Regions from separate parts of the Homo sapiens genome. Here region 2 is linked to region 1. A link is a loop called in an ENCODE intact Hi-C map of the cell type or tissue named here. Cell type or tissue: ascending aorta. All regions are shown on one strand. Each heading gives the region's core, and the rest is flanking DNA. Links, peaks and the distances in the headings are about the cores only.

Region 1 (8,344 bases), core at 206-8,205:
CCAAATCTAATCTATTTCCGGCCTGTTTCTTTTTCTTTTGTAAAAAAGTATATTCAGGGGGTACATGTGCAGGTTTGTTATATGAGTATACTGTGTGATCCTTAGGATTGGGCTTCTAATAATCCCATTGGCCAAGTAGTGAGCATAGTACCTGATAGACAGTTTTTTAACCCTCTACCTGTTCCCTCCCTGCTTTGGAAAATCCTATTGTTTATTGTCCCCATCTTTGTGTCCTTGCATACCCAAAGTTTAGCTACTACTTATAAAAGTGACAACATGTGATATTGTTTTTTTCTGTTTCTGTGTTCTTGGGCTTAGGATAATGTTCAGCCTCTTTCCTTATAGAGAATTACCTGGGAAAGAAGAGGGCAGGTTAGTACTACCTTACCCTATTGGCGAAAGACCACAAAGTCATCTTGGAAACTCTGAAACCAAGAAAGCTCCATTCGCACAGAAGCAAATCTTGGCAATGTCACGGTTGCCATTGGATGTTTTTGTTGTTGTTTTAATTCAACATTGACAGCCAGGGAGCTCTGTCTACCTCTGCTTCCTGTTTATGATCCTCTATCCTTGTCTCTAAACGGTCTCTCTGTCCTAGGCCAGGGTTGCTGAGATTCAGCTGAACATCACAAGCAGCTGATAAAATCCAATGATCTCTTTACTGAGTGTTAGAAAGTGTATAAGATGTAAATTTATTTAATCACTAGGCACTTAGGCTTCAGAACGTTTAAAAGAACCCAATCACAAGAATTCTGACCTTCAGTTTGAGGGGAGAAAAAAAGCTGAAAGAGATCACATGACCAATTCACTGGTGATAAAACATCCACTGCCAGGTAAAAGGCGGCTGATGTTCAGATCTTATCTCTGGGAACTTCATATATTTATGAGTGTTTATTTCATTAGGCCATTACCAGGGACAGAAAAAGGGCACTTTTTATGGGTTGAAAAATTCCCACAAGAGTCACAAACTCAGAAATTAGAGATGGAAAAACCATGTTCTGTTAGACCGAGCCAGTTTCCTTTGGCTTGGTCTCCCTGCCCCATCCCCACACCCCCACCGAGTTTTATCCAAACTAGTCTGACTCAGGCAGTGGGACATCTCCCTCTTCCCTTGAGGTGCTATTTCCCAGATCAAATATTTTTCTAATATACAATCTAAATTATTGTCTCATGAATTCATCCTAAAATCATGAGATCTAAAATGCCTTAAGCAATATTCATTTTTTAAAACGGGAAAATCGTAAGCCTAGGTTTTCAAAGAGCAAAAATGCCACCTTCAAGCATAACAGTTAACTAAGAAGTAAAATCAAGACATATTTCCCTCTTCTGAAGTCCACCCATAAGAAGCAATGGAGATCCTACTTAGATTGTGTTATAGTGATAAAAATTCCACATACGAAAGGGGGTTAGGTAAACTTCTAATGGGCACTAAAACCCCCAAAGGAGACCCACTCTTTAAACTTCCATGATTGGACCATCTGGTGCTCTCAAGAGCATCTTAGTTTTGTTAAGCACCAACAGCTGCAAATGAAGTACAACCAGATCTATTTACACAGGATCCATACAGTAAAACCCTGCAGACAGACGTGATGCCCTTCCTCAGCGGTCCATAAGAAATCTTGTCACATACAAATTCACTTTCTTTGGTATTCCCTGCCCATTTCGGATATGATTCTATAACCACATTATGATTTTTGATAATTAAAATAGTAATGCTTCACCAAAAGAATAAAAAGTAAAACCAATTGGAAAAGTTTCAAACAGGGAACAAACAAGGACTGTTGCTTCAGATAGCTCGATCATGGCAATTTAAAAAGTGGCATCTCACAGCCAGGCGCAGTGGCTCATGCCTGTAATCCCAGCACTTTGGAAGGCAGGAGGATTGCTTGAGGCAATTGCAGAGACTGCAGAGACCAGACTGGGTGACACAGTGAGACAGAAAGATTTTAAAAATTAGCCAGATGTGGTGGCATGCACCTGTAGTCCCAGCTACGTGGGAGGCTCAGGCGAGAGATTCACTTGAGCCTGGGAGGTGGAAGGCTGCAGTGAGCTGAGATCACACCACTGCACTCCAGCCTGGGCAACAGAGTGAGACTCTGAAAACAACAAACAAACAAAAAAAAAAAAAACAAACAAAAAAAACCCTCCAGAGTATTGATATAAAATTGTGGTCTGCCAAGAAGTCCACAAAAGGGCTGCTATAGAATTAACAAGGAGAGATAGAAGGAGGTCAATGCTTCAGACAGAGAAGTAAAAAAAAAAAAATTCTCTGGGGAAGTGATTTATACACTGAGATCCCGTGGCTGAGGAGGATCTAGCTAAGGGAGGCATGGAGGAAGAACATAGTGGCCACCATGTGCATACGAGGTCATGAGGTGGGAAGTGCGTGCAGAGACTTCTTGAGTAATTGCCAGAAGTTCTTGTGGCCATAGCCCAGGAAGAGAGGACCCAAGACTGGGGAATGATGGAGTGGCACATACATGTTGGGCTGGGCCTGGAGGACCGATGAGCTAGGGCCTGGCCATGGAGGGGAAAACACAGGACCTAAGGTAGATCTGCAGCTATATGGCTTCAACAGAGTGGTGTGTAAAATGCAGAAGCCAGGAAGACGTGGGGGTGGGGCCAGGTATGGTGTGTAGGGCATGGGGATGAGAAGAGTCAAGATGCCCTGTGTGGATCTGTTAATTCCAAATAGAAGTTGTGAGACCTCCAGGGCTCTCCACTTCCTCTCTCTGTCCTCCTTCCTCCCACATTTATTGAGCAATAGGGGATGGGAGACAAAAACTAACAGGATTCTGGTTAGGAAGATCACAGCCTCCTGGAGGTGGATGTGGAAACACAGAGGAGTAAATCAATAACCACAGCGTGGTGAAAGCTACGTAAAGGGACCCAGGGAGCAATGAGAGGACAGCTCCTCTCTCTGTCGCATAGACTGAAAGGGCTTATTGCAGTGAAAAGCTAGTTATAGAACTAAGTTAGTGATAGAAACTAAAGCTAGTTATAGAAACTAAGGGATATGGATCCTGTATCAGGTTGAGAAAAGGGGAAGGGAATTTAAAGCAGCTGGAAGTGTAACAGTGGAAAGACTTACAGTTGTGAGAGGAGAAAATCGACACAAGGCAAGTTAGGTAGCTCTGAGTGGCCAAGACACAGAGTGCCTTCAAGGAAGGGGTAGAGTAGTCAGGAGCCTTGAGGTCTATGCTTAGGCACTTGGTCTTAATCCTGCAACCCAAGGGTTACCACAAGGTGTGCATGAAGACAAACATCAGGCAGCAGGCAAGAGGAAGATATGGGGTGGTGAGAGGCAGGAGGCAACATCCATGAACCAGAGTCCAAACTCAAGATGCTAATCCCTGAGCTGTAAAGATGATTCCAGAATCTGTGATGTGAACTCCCAGGGATGGTGGGCTGTGGCCCATAGTAGCTCATTCTCACTAGAGGCCAATGATGGTTGGGACATACTGTCAGATCTTATAGCTATTTAAGGATGAGGGAGAAAATAACGAGGATGGTTGTTTTATTAGTCAACGCTAAGTCTTGGATTAAAACATACTTCGGACTCCTATTTTTACCGACTATGTTGCACACCCTGTTTTGGCACTTTGTGCTTTTTAAGATCCAAGATAAATAGACAAAACTCTCTTCAAACCTTTATCCCCAGATGAGACCTGCTAACAGAGTCCTAGATGGTAGAGGATGATAAATTTGCATTTTTCTAGTAGTCATGTTAACATTCTTCAAATATAAATATCACCACTTTTATAAGCTAAAATAAGCATTTATAGTTTCCTGAAGATTTTTGAATGTGCATCAGCAATTACATTTGAATTATAAAGTCAGCTGAGATGTGAGGCCAGACTGAATTCCAGAGCAGATCCAAGACAGCACATTCGAGTCAAGAGGCTGCAGCTGGCCAAGCCAGGAAGGAAAGGTTCTTTAAAAGGACAAATTGAGCAAGCTGTTGACAACGACCTTACGATTCAGTATTGTTCTGAGATTAGTTTAAAGAGAAAAAGAAAAGATTCCTCAAACCCCAAATCATTTATTAGTTTAGGATACGACTGATCCAGTTCCCAGCCCAGAAACAGAAGTTCAAATTCTGACGCCCTGGGACGTCTGCATGCAAGCAGAATTCAGTTCCAAGACCAGTGGATCCAAGGAAGGAGCGAGATGGATTCCATTTTTACTACAAATTTCAAGGGGGATTACTTCAAAAAGGAAAGAAAAAACATGCTGAGGCAAGAAAACTGAAATCAATACACCCAGGGTGACGGATTCAATTGAAATAAGAAGAAAGTTTATTGGTGTATCAACAACAAATTCCCTTGCTTTAAGATGATATTTTGAGGGAACATAAATCTTATGGACTACTGACGTATCCATAGAGCTACACTTGGGTTGCTTTATCCGGGAGAAATGATAGATTTGTCTCACCATGAGTGCTCACCTGGCTCCTCAAATGCCAATCACAGGCAAGACAGAGGCCAAGGAGAGCTTGTTAGTTTCTTAAACCTGTTCAGTTTCTACACAAGGGAAGAAAATAAAATAGTTGTGATGGAGATATATTTGGGGTTTTGTCATTATTATATAAACGAACTAAAAGTCTTCATGTTAATTTTTATTAATTCCCAAATCAACAGCAGAATATTTGGTATTTTGTTTTTAAACTTTGATTTGGAATTCTAAGCAACTGTAACAGTGACTCATCAATAAAAGCAAATATTGATTTGATCAACAAATGTTCTCAACTCTCCACTCAAAAACGATGTTAGTTTGTTTTAATAGGTAAAAACTATTTGCTTTTATGAAGAAATTACAGGTAGTAGATGACCTCACCTTTCAGCCACCCCACAGAAACAGCACATATGGGCCACAAAGTGATTTCAGTTCTTGTGACAGGAAGTCAGAGCTGACGTTAATGCATTTTTGTGCTGTGCCTTCACTAAGTTCCAAGCTAGTGGTCCTACCTTGTAGAGGCTGTCAAGCTCTGTTCAGAAATCAAGGCTTGCCTGTTACAGCAGTTTTATTTTATTTTTACAGCCTTTATTTTCAATGAAAGAGTTTTTTAAAGCACAGGATTAATTTAGAGGACGTGAAAACAGACATAGCTACCAGTCTTTCGTAAGCAGGCATACCCCTGCACAAGGCTTCCTGATAAGTACTTTGATTCCCACAAGATGGCCTTGCTCTTGTTAGAATTAAATTTGGAGGTAACTGGGGCAACATTTGGTGAAAGTCCTGTAAAATAGGTCACCTACCACACAGTGAAAGAGGAGAAGTGACTCAAAGGGTAGCTGGGAGCAAAGGCGTATCACCATTCCGAGAGAATAGGATTTAGTGATTGTTACACAAGGAAACTGTGTCCAAAGACCCTTTCAAAGGGCTTAAGAAAGAAGTCTTTGTTGGTGGGAGTGATTGAATCTACCTCTGCTACCTTCTTTTACACATCACAGTATCCCATGACACACCAAGCACACCGTTTAGGGAGGTGAACGTCATGCGATACAGCTTAATAAACACAAAGACGTAAGGTTGGTGTTCTGTTCCCAACTTCTGCCCTACTTGCTGTACCACACATTAAACATCGGAGCACTCTGTTCTGGGCTGGGCTTGGGCCCAGGCACACTTGAATGAATTAGGTACAGTATTAGGACCAGCTTCGAATCAGCTTCTGTTATTTTTGTTAAGCCAACCTCTGTGTTACCCCGTCCTTACTTTTATTACCTGATTTTACTGTTTCTCACAACACATCTGACCTCTGCAAAATGGATCCTTCCACATGCGCTTTAATCCTGTGTTCTGTCTTTTCATGAAATGTCATTTTGAAAATCTCCTTCACATTAGATTGCATACATATCTGTTTATCTGGGGTTATTTTGAAGAGTGTAATTTTTTTGAAACCGAATTTAGAAATATGTACACATTGAATAATAGATATTTCTTCAGATGAATATTATGTAGTTATGTTCCCATTTTCCAAGTTTCTTCTTGGTATTAAGGGCATACTTTAACCCTTTTAGGAGAGAAGTACAATTGTACATTATTCCAGTAATGCTTAATATTTAATATTTATGTAACCTCCTATGCTTTTTAAGTTGCTATTTTGTACAGTTTTGCTTCTTGTAGTCCCTTCACATAGATGCAACATGTAGCCTATTGTTTGGATTAGTTGTTCTTACTTGTCAGAATTATGAGTAGTATAATTGTTTTACTGATGAGACAACTCTGTAATAGAGAGGTGAATAACTTGTCCAAAATTAGGTGGCAAATTGGCTCATAACCAATTGAGATACGTTTAGAAGCTGACTGACTCCAATAAATACTAAAGCATTTGCTATTATGGATAGATCTCAAACTTAGTTCCAACAATACCGATAATAATAAATAATTATAATTATAATTGTTATTATTATATTAAAACCAAAGAGTTGTTATACAAATTTTCACAGAATGACCCTTGGTCACAGAATGTTTCAGCATGGACTAAGCTAAAAAGCAGTGAAGTGGTTCTCAACTAAGGGTGATTTTGCCCTCAGGGACATTTGGCACTGTCTGCAAATAGTTGCAATTTTCATAAATGGGGAAGGAGAAAGTTAGTACTGGCATCTGGTGGGTAGAGGTCAGGGATGCTGATAAACATCTTATCATGCACAGGACAGTCTCCCACAACAAGGGCTTATCTGGCCCTAAATATCAAGAGTGCTGAGGTTGACAGACCCTGCTGTGGTCTATATTTCAAAGGCATGTTTGTACACACAAAAAATAAAATAATAAAATAAAATATCAAAAATTGAAAAGTGAGATAGTCAGAAGAGTAAAGCATTGGTTGTTCTTTTGAAGTATTTTTCAAAAATTTGATAGCTACCTAACTGAAATCCAGGATGCCTCAGTTTAAGATGATTTAAAAGCAATTAACTCTTTACCATAGCTTGACAAGGGACACTTCCTGTGGGTCTATTATTAAGTGAAGATTCCAGAGCAAGGCTGACATAGGAAATACGTACCCAGTATCAGAAAATTCTGCTCTGATGATAAACTTCCTAAGAATGCAAGCTTTGTTTCTTCCTGATAATCTTTCATTTTTCTAAACTCTTTCTCTTGCCTTATACTGCAGATATGAATAAGCCTGGATAAGATTCAACAGAATTGAGCCACAGAAAACCACTTTTTAACCTCGAGGTTCATCATGAGAATCATTTCTAGGATTCATCCCTTTCCTTTGCAGATTGGAAATGCTTATAAGGATAAAAGATTAAAAGATAAGGGAAGGGCTTCATCCCCAAACCCTTTAAATGTTAGGATTCTCTCTCTCTGTCTCTCGTTTTACAGGGATACCAATGAAAGGCACTTATGGGCGACATTCAGACTTTTTATATTTTTACCACATTCCAGTAAAAGTCCCTCTCCAAAGAAATTTGGCCCAAGATGGAATGAAAGAATGAAAGACATTTTATTTTTTCTCCTAGATGTTGGCAATACTCCACTCCTACATGTCTGAGGTTGTTTTCATCTTGCAAAGGACTTTGATATTTGTGAATGTGGCTACAACGCTTAAAAAAAGAGCAGTGATAATGTACACTAACTATTCAGCTTTTACATTAATGCTTAACAAGAAAAAACAATTTTATCGTCCTTGATTATGGCTATAAAAATTAAGAAACCCAGAAGGAACGGGAAGATCTGTGTCCTTAAAAGCAAGCAGCTCCCATTTCACTGAGTTGTTATATCTAATTTATCCAGTGCACCCTGAAAATGAGACCCTCACCTTCTCTAACTTCCAGTCTATGCAGAGCCAGCTCTGACCGGGGCTGGTATATTTGTCCTGAGGTTCTGAGCCAGTCCTGAGGTTCTCACCCTTTTTGGTGTTGGCAATGAGTCTGCATCAGGAGGAGACTTATCTCCCTTTCTCTGCCTATTCTTTCCATCTCTATTCAAGATGAAATTTTAATAAATCAGATACATTCATATTAATTCAACATTCCTCTTGCTAGGTTTCTACAGAAGCTTATAATATTAATTGGGGTAGGGGCACATCATGCCGAATATTTGGAAGCTGAAACCGATAAAATGTGATGTTCTGGAATATAAACTGAATAGTAAGGAAATTATCTGGACTACTGAGTAAAACAATGAAGTTGGTTTAGGGGTGAGGAGTAAATAACGAAGTTGCTTATATTTTATTAAATCTGTATGTCCTTTGAAGTAGGTCTGGAATAACAAGTAAATACTTCTCTTTAGTTTAGTCGTTGGAATGTCGCTATTTCCTTTGAAAATTGAATGACAGACCCCAGAGAGGAAAACTGTCTGAGGAAGGCCATCTGGAAGGGCAGGAAAGAAGATCTTG
Region 2 (8,344 bases), core at 260-8,259, 150 kb before region 1:
CAAATGCTAAGTGAATGCTGGCTAGTAAAATTAATAAGGGAAACCTTTACTCAGAAACCCAGAAAGAGGCTTGTAAAGGGGATCATTCAACCAGGCAGCAACTCGGTGGCTGCCTGTGATATTTATAAGTGAGACAGAGGTATGTGGAGAGTTCAGTCACACACAGAAAGGAACAGCATTTTTCTCCCTTCAGTATTTAAGGCTTAGCCACTCTGGAGAACACAAAGACCTAATGATGAAATTCTTTTGGTTCCAGTCTCCTCAGATGGGATCTGAAAACGTTTTCCTCCAGTTTGTAAATATACACTGCTCAATTTCACAACACATCTAAGAAATGGAAACCATATAGTTCTTATTATTTTAAAGGTTTCCAACATAAATAAGTGTTCCTTGGTTTATGTAATTTTTACATATTTGATAGTAGATAAATTACTGCTAGTAAGTACATGGATGAATGAATGAATGAATTAATGAAGCAAGTCCACATAATCTTGGAGACCCTTATTTCTGGCTACATTTACAGCAACCTGGCCCATTCACCTTGTCCCTCTGTACACTTCAGCCTCCTGGCATTCACTGGGATCCTTACTTTTCCACTCCAGGTCCTTTGCACATTCTTCACTTTCTACCAGGAATGTTCTCTCTTGGCCTCTTTCCCTGAAGAGCTCAAACTCATCCTTCAGGCCTTAGTTCTAATTGTGCACCCCCAGAGAAATCTTCTCTTCAACCTATACGAGTTATCATTTGTAATCTCCTATTCTACCCTTTCCTTTTGCTTCGAGGAACTTATCACATTGCATCATTATCATTCATTTGTGAGATTACTGGCTCAGTACTTGTTGCCTAAACTAAGTTTAAGCAAGAGGACAGGCCCTCTGGTTCTTGTTTAGTTCCATCTGCACCCCTAGAATACAGCACAGTCCTGGCACATAATAAACTCTCGAAAGACACCTGTTAAAGAAATGCATGATGAATGAAGGATGACTCTTTTAGAAATTTAGGTTATTACATTCCTCACCCTAAGCTGGGTGCACCATGCTCTCCAATACATTAATTTTTTTTTCTTTCTCTCTCCTATGAAAATGCTTGAGAATACTCTCAACAGATGATTTGAATACTCCCTTGGGGTCAACGAAAGAAAGAATAAAAAGAGAGGTTTTAGTACATGGCTTAAGCCTGAAAGACAAGAAGGAAAAATAAAACTTTATCAATTCATTCATTGGATACTCATTTTAGTTACTGACCACCTACTATGTACAAAGGGTTGTTATAGGTACTGGGGATAACAGAGAACAAAATGAAATTTGTCTCTTCCCTGGTGGAAATAATCAATGGGTGCTGCTGAGTGCAGATTCTGAATTAATTTATTTCCTCAGGACCTGTGGTTTTCTCCTGGTCCTCCCAATTGCATTTTTAATTGGAAATGCATCCCCTAAAATTGAGAAAACTGTGATCTTGGGCTGGTCAGACTGAAACTAAGACAGTGATACTCATGTAGACAACTCAAACATCAGTGCTGGAGGGGAGTCGAAAGATCATTTTATTCCACCGCCTCACAGGAGAACTGAGGACCTTGTTTCCTAATGCTATTTCATCCACATGAGCTGCAAAAGAACTTCAGCTTATTAAGAACAACTACTGATAGGAATCTTGACGTTTCTTATAATGTCCTGGAGAATATATCATGTTATAATTTATAGTTTTTCGCATTAAATCAAATCATTGTAATTATTACTTCTCAGAGTGAATAAGTAGATCTGTAATGTATATGATTATTTGCAGAATGAATTTCAAACATGTAATTCTTATACGTTCTAATCAGAAGCATTTAGGATTCAATTTGTGAGTCTTTTTTTGTGACCTCATAAGACCCAGAACTCTCTTGCTGACCTTTGTTATAGAAAGAAAAAAGTCATGGGATTTGGTCTTGGACAGTTCTGGCATCAAATCTCTATTCCACTATTTTGTATTTCGTGACTCACAGATAATTCTACCGACACAGTGATGGGAAGGACACAGTATGGATAAGAGCATAGATTTTGGAATCAGATTTCTAGATTCTAGGCTTGCTCTACCACTTTTTACCTTTGTCATCATTCAAGTTGTTCAACAGCTCTGAGTTCTAACTTCCTCATCTGACAAAGGTGGTGATAATGATGTCTTCTCACAAGGTCATTAACACATGACATTTTAAAGCACTTAGAACACAGCCTGGAAAACCGTCAATATTCAATAAATGGTAGACCTGTAACTACCAGTCAGGGTTCTCGATTTCAAGTAACAGAAATTGATGTTAGTTAACTCTAGTGGAAAGGAGCTTACTGAAAAGGCATTTATTTGTCACAGATACAAGGGGAAGGGTGTCAAACTTGAGCTCAGAAAGGAACAAAAGAAGCCAGGCACAGCCAAGACACTGTCAGGGAAAGGGCCCCCTAGGGATTACCTCTACCAGTGGTGTCCTCAGAATACAGGATTTATGCCTCGGAGCTCTGAACACCTCACTCAGCAGCAGCTTCCCCCAATCATCTCTAACCATGTCAGCCAGCTGCCTGTCCTAAGATGTTTGGCATTTCCAGGCAGGAGTGTCTTTCTGGAGGGGCTTCAGTCACATGGCACATTCCAAGTGACAGGGACCTACAGCCATCTTTTATGAGCCACTCTCCCCCTCTCCCATAGTGGTGGTATTATCATTCTTCCATTTTGAAAATGGGAAAGCTGAGGCATAGAGAGATGATGTAGCTTGCTCAGCTATCAAATGGCAGAGCAGCCCATCAATAATTCAAATGCAGGACTAAGAACTCCAATACCATATTCTTTCCACTGCACTGTGCCCCCAAAGTTGTGATCTATGCTTTACATTTGATATTTTACTTACTTTCGTATTTGTCATGAGGCTAAGTATCCTCATTCAATGTAAGCAAATTAAATTGCAGCCTATTCAGCTTTCTCCCTAGGGCCATCCCCCAACCACAGACTAATCTGGATTTATATAGTTTTGCCTGTGGCCAATGCGTTTTTGAAGGGAAAGGAGTTTGGATATAGATGCAAATAAATAGATGTACAGATAGCCATTCATTTATTATAAATTGTAAGAGGAAGTCGGTGTGATCACTTCCTTCTCATTGGATAAGTGAGGTTCTAAAAATAGGTTTTCAACATTTGGAGAAAGTTTATTTGCCTGAATATGAGTACTAACATCTCTTCCCTCCCTAGAAAACAATTTTTAAGTTGGGCCCCTGCGAGTCAGCAAATTTCCATCTGGGGTCCATCTCTGTCACAATTACATCTTTTTATTCCAGAACAATTAGGATTGAGTGTAAAAACTGCACAATTAATAAGCAAAGATTTTGAATGACACAGAGTAGTAGAATGTTCTATTTTTGTATATTCCCGGAATCACAGATTTCATTTTGTGCTGAGCCTTATTTGTCTACAAAATCCAAAGCTCTGGAAAAACATACCTAAGGAGAGCAACTTCTCAGATTCTTGGCACTGTGAGACTACAAAAGCTCGGCATGTATGTGGTTGTTAGACCCCACGGAACGTGAAAAAGTAAGAGAGAATAAAACCTCCAATTTATGTAAAGTTTTAAATTAGACATCTCCTTTAGTTGTAAGATATATAACACAGCCAAAGCCTTAGAATATCTTGTTTTGTTGTTGAGTGTTGGTTCATGTTAGCCCTTTTAAATAGATAATTTATCTGTCCCCCCAGAAGCCTGGAGAGAGTATCATTTTCACTGTTTTATTTGAAAGGAAACTGGAAATCAGAAAAATTGAGTAGTAAATTCAATTCTAATGCTTATGTGGCCCAGTCTGGATTTGAATTTGTCTCTCTGATTCCAAGGTCTACGTGTCCATGTACACCATGCACACATGTACATACGGAGAAATAACAGGGCCATCTAGAATTCAAAGATGTTATCTCTCCCTACAAATTTGTGCAGTAGGGTAAGATCGAAGGAAATGAAAAAAAGAAAAGGGGAAGGATCAGATATTAATGGCAAATTAGTAAGAGGTTGGGGAAGGGAGGAATTGGGAGAAAACGACATTCCGTTGAATAGTGTATGTGAAGCTTATCACTCAGGGAATTTTCTCAATGTGAACATTTTAAACTATTTCTACACAGCCAGTGTTGCTTGTCAGCAGAGATATGAAAGGGATAAATATAACCCTTGGGGTTTCACAGCTTTGTACTTTGAAGAAATCAGCAATCCTTCTTCAGTTATCAAAACCCAGCATTTCTCATAGTGATGGATGCAGTATCCTTTGGAATTACTCAAGTGGAGGTAGCAAATGCTGGAATAAATTGGGGGTTTTTCAAAACTGAAAGCACAATTTCATGTGGTCCAACTCTTGCCCCTTATTTATCAGAGTACCTTCATCAGCACATTCACCTTGAATCACTTACCTTATTCTTCCCTCAGGTTGGCTGTATGCCCTCATTGGGTTGTTCTCTGTTGGAAGGGGCAGTTTCTAAACACACTCTTGTTGCGACTTCTACCCATTCATACTAGACATGATGTCCAGGCTACAGTAATGTTCTTCACTGATGGCTCTTCCAACTGTTCAGAACAACTTTCAGCATGAGTTGTTTTCTTAGCTCTCTATCTCTCCAGTACCAAAACCAGTTGATCTCCCACTCTTACAGGTTCAGTAATGTTCCCACTAGTAGACCAAGCATACCCCTGCTTCCTGGGACTATAAGATGTCCTAGGTTGGTGGCTGATATTATTTCAGCATTGATGTCAGTATCTCTCTGACCTTTTGTCTTACCTCCAAACATAGGAAAGAAAGGGTGGTGGTGGGCAAGACCTATGACACAGAAGAGGATTACAGATCATGTAGATTCCTATTCTTCAGCCAAGATTATTTCTGCCTGAAGGATGTTGTGGTCATTTGCTCTTGTTCTTGCCCTACTTAGAATATTGTTCCCCTAATACTTGGATGCCTCGGTCCGTCTTATCTCTTGGGTCCTAGGTCAAATATGACTTCCATAGAGAGGCACTTCCTGATCATCAAATTGAAAGTAGCCTCTGGCTCTCCAGGTCTACTCATCAATACCACCCTTCTTTATGTTCTTAGGGGTCTCATCACAATTTAGAATCATATTGTTTATTTGCTTTGTCTCCATCTCACTATAGATAAGCTTCCTGAGAAGAATAAATGTAATAAATGTATCTGTTTTTCAATGTTGAAGTATATTCAATTTGTTGAATAAGTAATATTGAATTAGTTCCCTAAATGGTTCTTGTGACCTTTCTTGTTTTTATATCTATTTTCTCACACATGAAAAATAAACATGATTATTATGTAATCACAGAATACATGGAACCATGACTTAGGGTCACAATTTTGAATAGCTGGTGTTGTATTATTTTGCAAATGTCATGATGTTAAAATGATAGCATTGGGCGGTACCTTCCCTAACAAAAAGTCATGGGTCTTGTTCTTTTATTACATTTTCCTACAGAATTACCTCACTTCTTTCTCAGTTGATTGACATGATGATTTTATTTATTCTTGACGTTCCTTTAAGAGGTTAACCTTGAGATAAGAGGGATCCTGTTTGCTGTTGCCCCCTACTTCTGTGCTTAGTGTGGGGCCTGGAATCTCTCCATATACTTCCGCATGCATGAGTGGATGTTGAAGAGAAGAACCCTAACATTTAGCCCATACCCTACTCCCAACTGGGTTTCTATCTTCAGCCAGGGCCCTTGCCTCAGTATTCTGTATCCTCATTTCATCCAAACCAGGCATTGATTGACCTTCTACCATGAACTTTGGAGAAGCCCTGTGCGTGGATGGATCTCCAGGACCTATAGCCCAAACGCCATGCTTTCGCCTGTACCTTCAGGAACTCTCCAGCCAGACTCTGGAAGATCACAAGCTCCATTCCCTTTCTTGGACATCCACATGTTGGCTGTTGCTGTGTCTCCCTAAAGCAGACAGCATGCCTGGTGAGGAGATTACTGCTGCTCTCTGCTGGACTCCATGCCACCAGCTCTTCTGCCTGATAAGATAATTCTGGACCGCAGTAGTTATGAGTAGTACTTCTTCTAAGGAAAGGCAATGTGAAGTTCCTGGCAAGTGCCAGCCACAGTGCTGTTCTGAAGAAATTCTCATTGGAACACCTTCAGTTACAAATTAAGAGATATAACTTTGTAATAGTGATACCTATAGATTGAGATAGGAAAATAAAACCATTTGAAATTCTCATCCCATTTTTTTTTAGACAGAGTTTCACTCTTGTTGCCCAGGCTGGAATGCAATGGCACGATGTTGGCTCACTGCAACCTCCACCTTCTGAGTTCAAGTGATTCTCCTGCCTCAGCCTCCCGAGTAGCTAGGATTACAGGCGTGTGTCACCACGCCTGGCTAATTTTTGTATTTTTTTTTAGTAAAGACAGGGTTTCACCATCTTGGCCAGGCTGGTCTCGAACACTTGACCTCATGATCCACCCACCTCGGCCTCCCAAAGTGCTGGCATTACAGGCATGAGCCACTGCACCCAGCCCTCTAAACTTTTTGATTGAGCCCCATCAGTAAGTGTTTTCTAAATATTACCTACATGTCTTTACTTGTAAGTTATATATAGGGATATTATAAAACATACCTAATATACATTTTAAAACTATGAAATCAAAATAAATTTTAAAAATTCGTCTAGCAAAATATCATCTTCCATGCTTCTGCACATGCCTTCCTCCGTAGCTCCACTTCTAGAGGGACAATCACACAGGAAGTTCAAGATGCATTTGTTCTGCTGCTCTTTGAAACCACTGTTTACACTTGTGTCACACTACAGTTCCTGATGTAGTGGAGAGGTGGTGACCCCAACCTATTTGTGGTGTGAGATTACAGAAGCATTTAGAGAAGCTGACAAGTTCAGGATACACAGCTTTAACACAGCAAAATGAAGTAAGTTTTGATGTTGTTTTTATTCAACAAATAGGGGGCAAACAAAATCTGGCTGAAAAAAAAAACAGAGTGAAAATGTGTGTCTTCATGATCTGTGAGACAGTTATCTGAAAGATTGCAGAAAACCATGGGGATATATACACATATAGGGCATGGCTTCCTGGTCATGAATAAGCAAGGCACGTTTCATTGGCAGCATGTGTTCAATAAAACCTTTGTGCACAGGCCAAAATTCAGCCTGCCAGTGATTTGCATGGATTGTGTCAGCCAATGTTATTAGCTAATTGTGTAGTTAACCTAGTGCAAGAATTTTATTGCAACAGTATATTTGGTACTTATATATCAGGAAGTTTTTGATACTCAGCCCCGCAAGCCTTTTGAACAGAGGAACTGGGTTTTTAAAAGCGTGTTTACAGTTAACTGGAATTATCACTGCCCTGTAAATTCAGTGTGGGGGAGCAGTCCATCAGCTTCGTTTTTAATTAGTTGTGGCAATTAGTTGGTATTTCCTTTTTTCTCCCAGGAAGAAATCATGAACAAAGATCCAATCTTTCATTCCAGTTCAGAAATGTGTCATTTTGCTCTTTGACCAAAATGCCTCCCAGCTGCCCTCTCCTGTCCTAAGCTCAAACAGATCTCAAACGGTTATGTTCAGTGATAGGAAGACATTCCTAGTCTGACATTCTGGTATTGGTGTTAGGCTAAATGCTCAGGATGGCATGAAATAGCCACTGAGAAATGAAAATGCCCCAGTGACAACACAAAGAAATATTCTATTATCTGAGGTAGCAACTGCAAAGGAATAAAATACTAGATCCACAAAATGTGTGCTTCATCAGGCTGCATGTGTTTGCCATTGCCCTCTGTGGTATGATCACAAAGGCAGGATTTCATTTCCCCCTAAATACTGTGCATATGATAATGGCTTTCAAAATTTCACAGCACGAGCCTATGATGGTCCAAGGCCAATAAGTTACTGTTGATAATTCAAGAGAGCTTGAGTTTAGCAAAAGTGACTAAAGAATTTTGAGTTGTACATAGCTCAGATGAGGCCACAAGTTTGACTGTGGCCTTCTACTATCTATATTTGTCCCACAAGACTGCAAAACTGAACCAGCTATTTTTTTAACAATTCAACTTTAGAAGGATATTTTCTGGTCAGACTTGACGTTCAAGGTGGTTCTGAAGCAGAATATATTTATGGAAATTGGTAAGTCATAACATTTTTGGCCTTCCTGCCATCTCAGGGTAAGGTTAAATAAATGCATTTGTTTTTCCCTCCTCAAGATGTATATTTAAAATCATGTAGAATATTTGTGGTCTATTTGAGAAAAATAAGCAATACCAGAACCTTATTTTGCCTAAGAAACAAAAGAAAAAAGAAAAGAAAAAATCCTATCATCAAGTAAGCTTAGAACTTAGCC

The links. A loop is a pair of places that touch in the nucleus more often than their neighbours do. Peaks named below come from ENCODE experiments on the same cell type or tissue, not always from the same donor. Only the 100,000 strongest peaks of a DNase experiment are listed, where the experiment ranks them.
Region 2: it touches region 1 in a loop (2.9-fold over the local background); 8 of 110 quality-filtered maps call a loop at or near these places.

The regions. Positions count from the first base shown.
Region 1 is chr15:95,262,155-95,270,498 of GRCh38, reverse strand. No RefSeq gene overlaps it. Among named protein-coding and RNA genes, the nearest start is that of LETR1, 61 kb to the left of the region's middle. In ascending aorta, for the core only: no CTCF peak of the experiment used is centred there; DNase peaks (open chromatin) are centred at 3,418 and 3,918; H3K27ac peaks cover 7,217 bases.
Region 2 is chr15:95,408,595-95,416,938 of GRCh38, reverse strand. No RefSeq gene overlaps it. Among named protein-coding and RNA genes, the nearest start is that of LINC00924, 20 kb to the left of the region's middle. In ascending aorta, for the core only: no CTCF peak of the experiment used is centred there; no DNase peak of the experiment used is centred there; H3K27ac peaks cover 5,701 bases.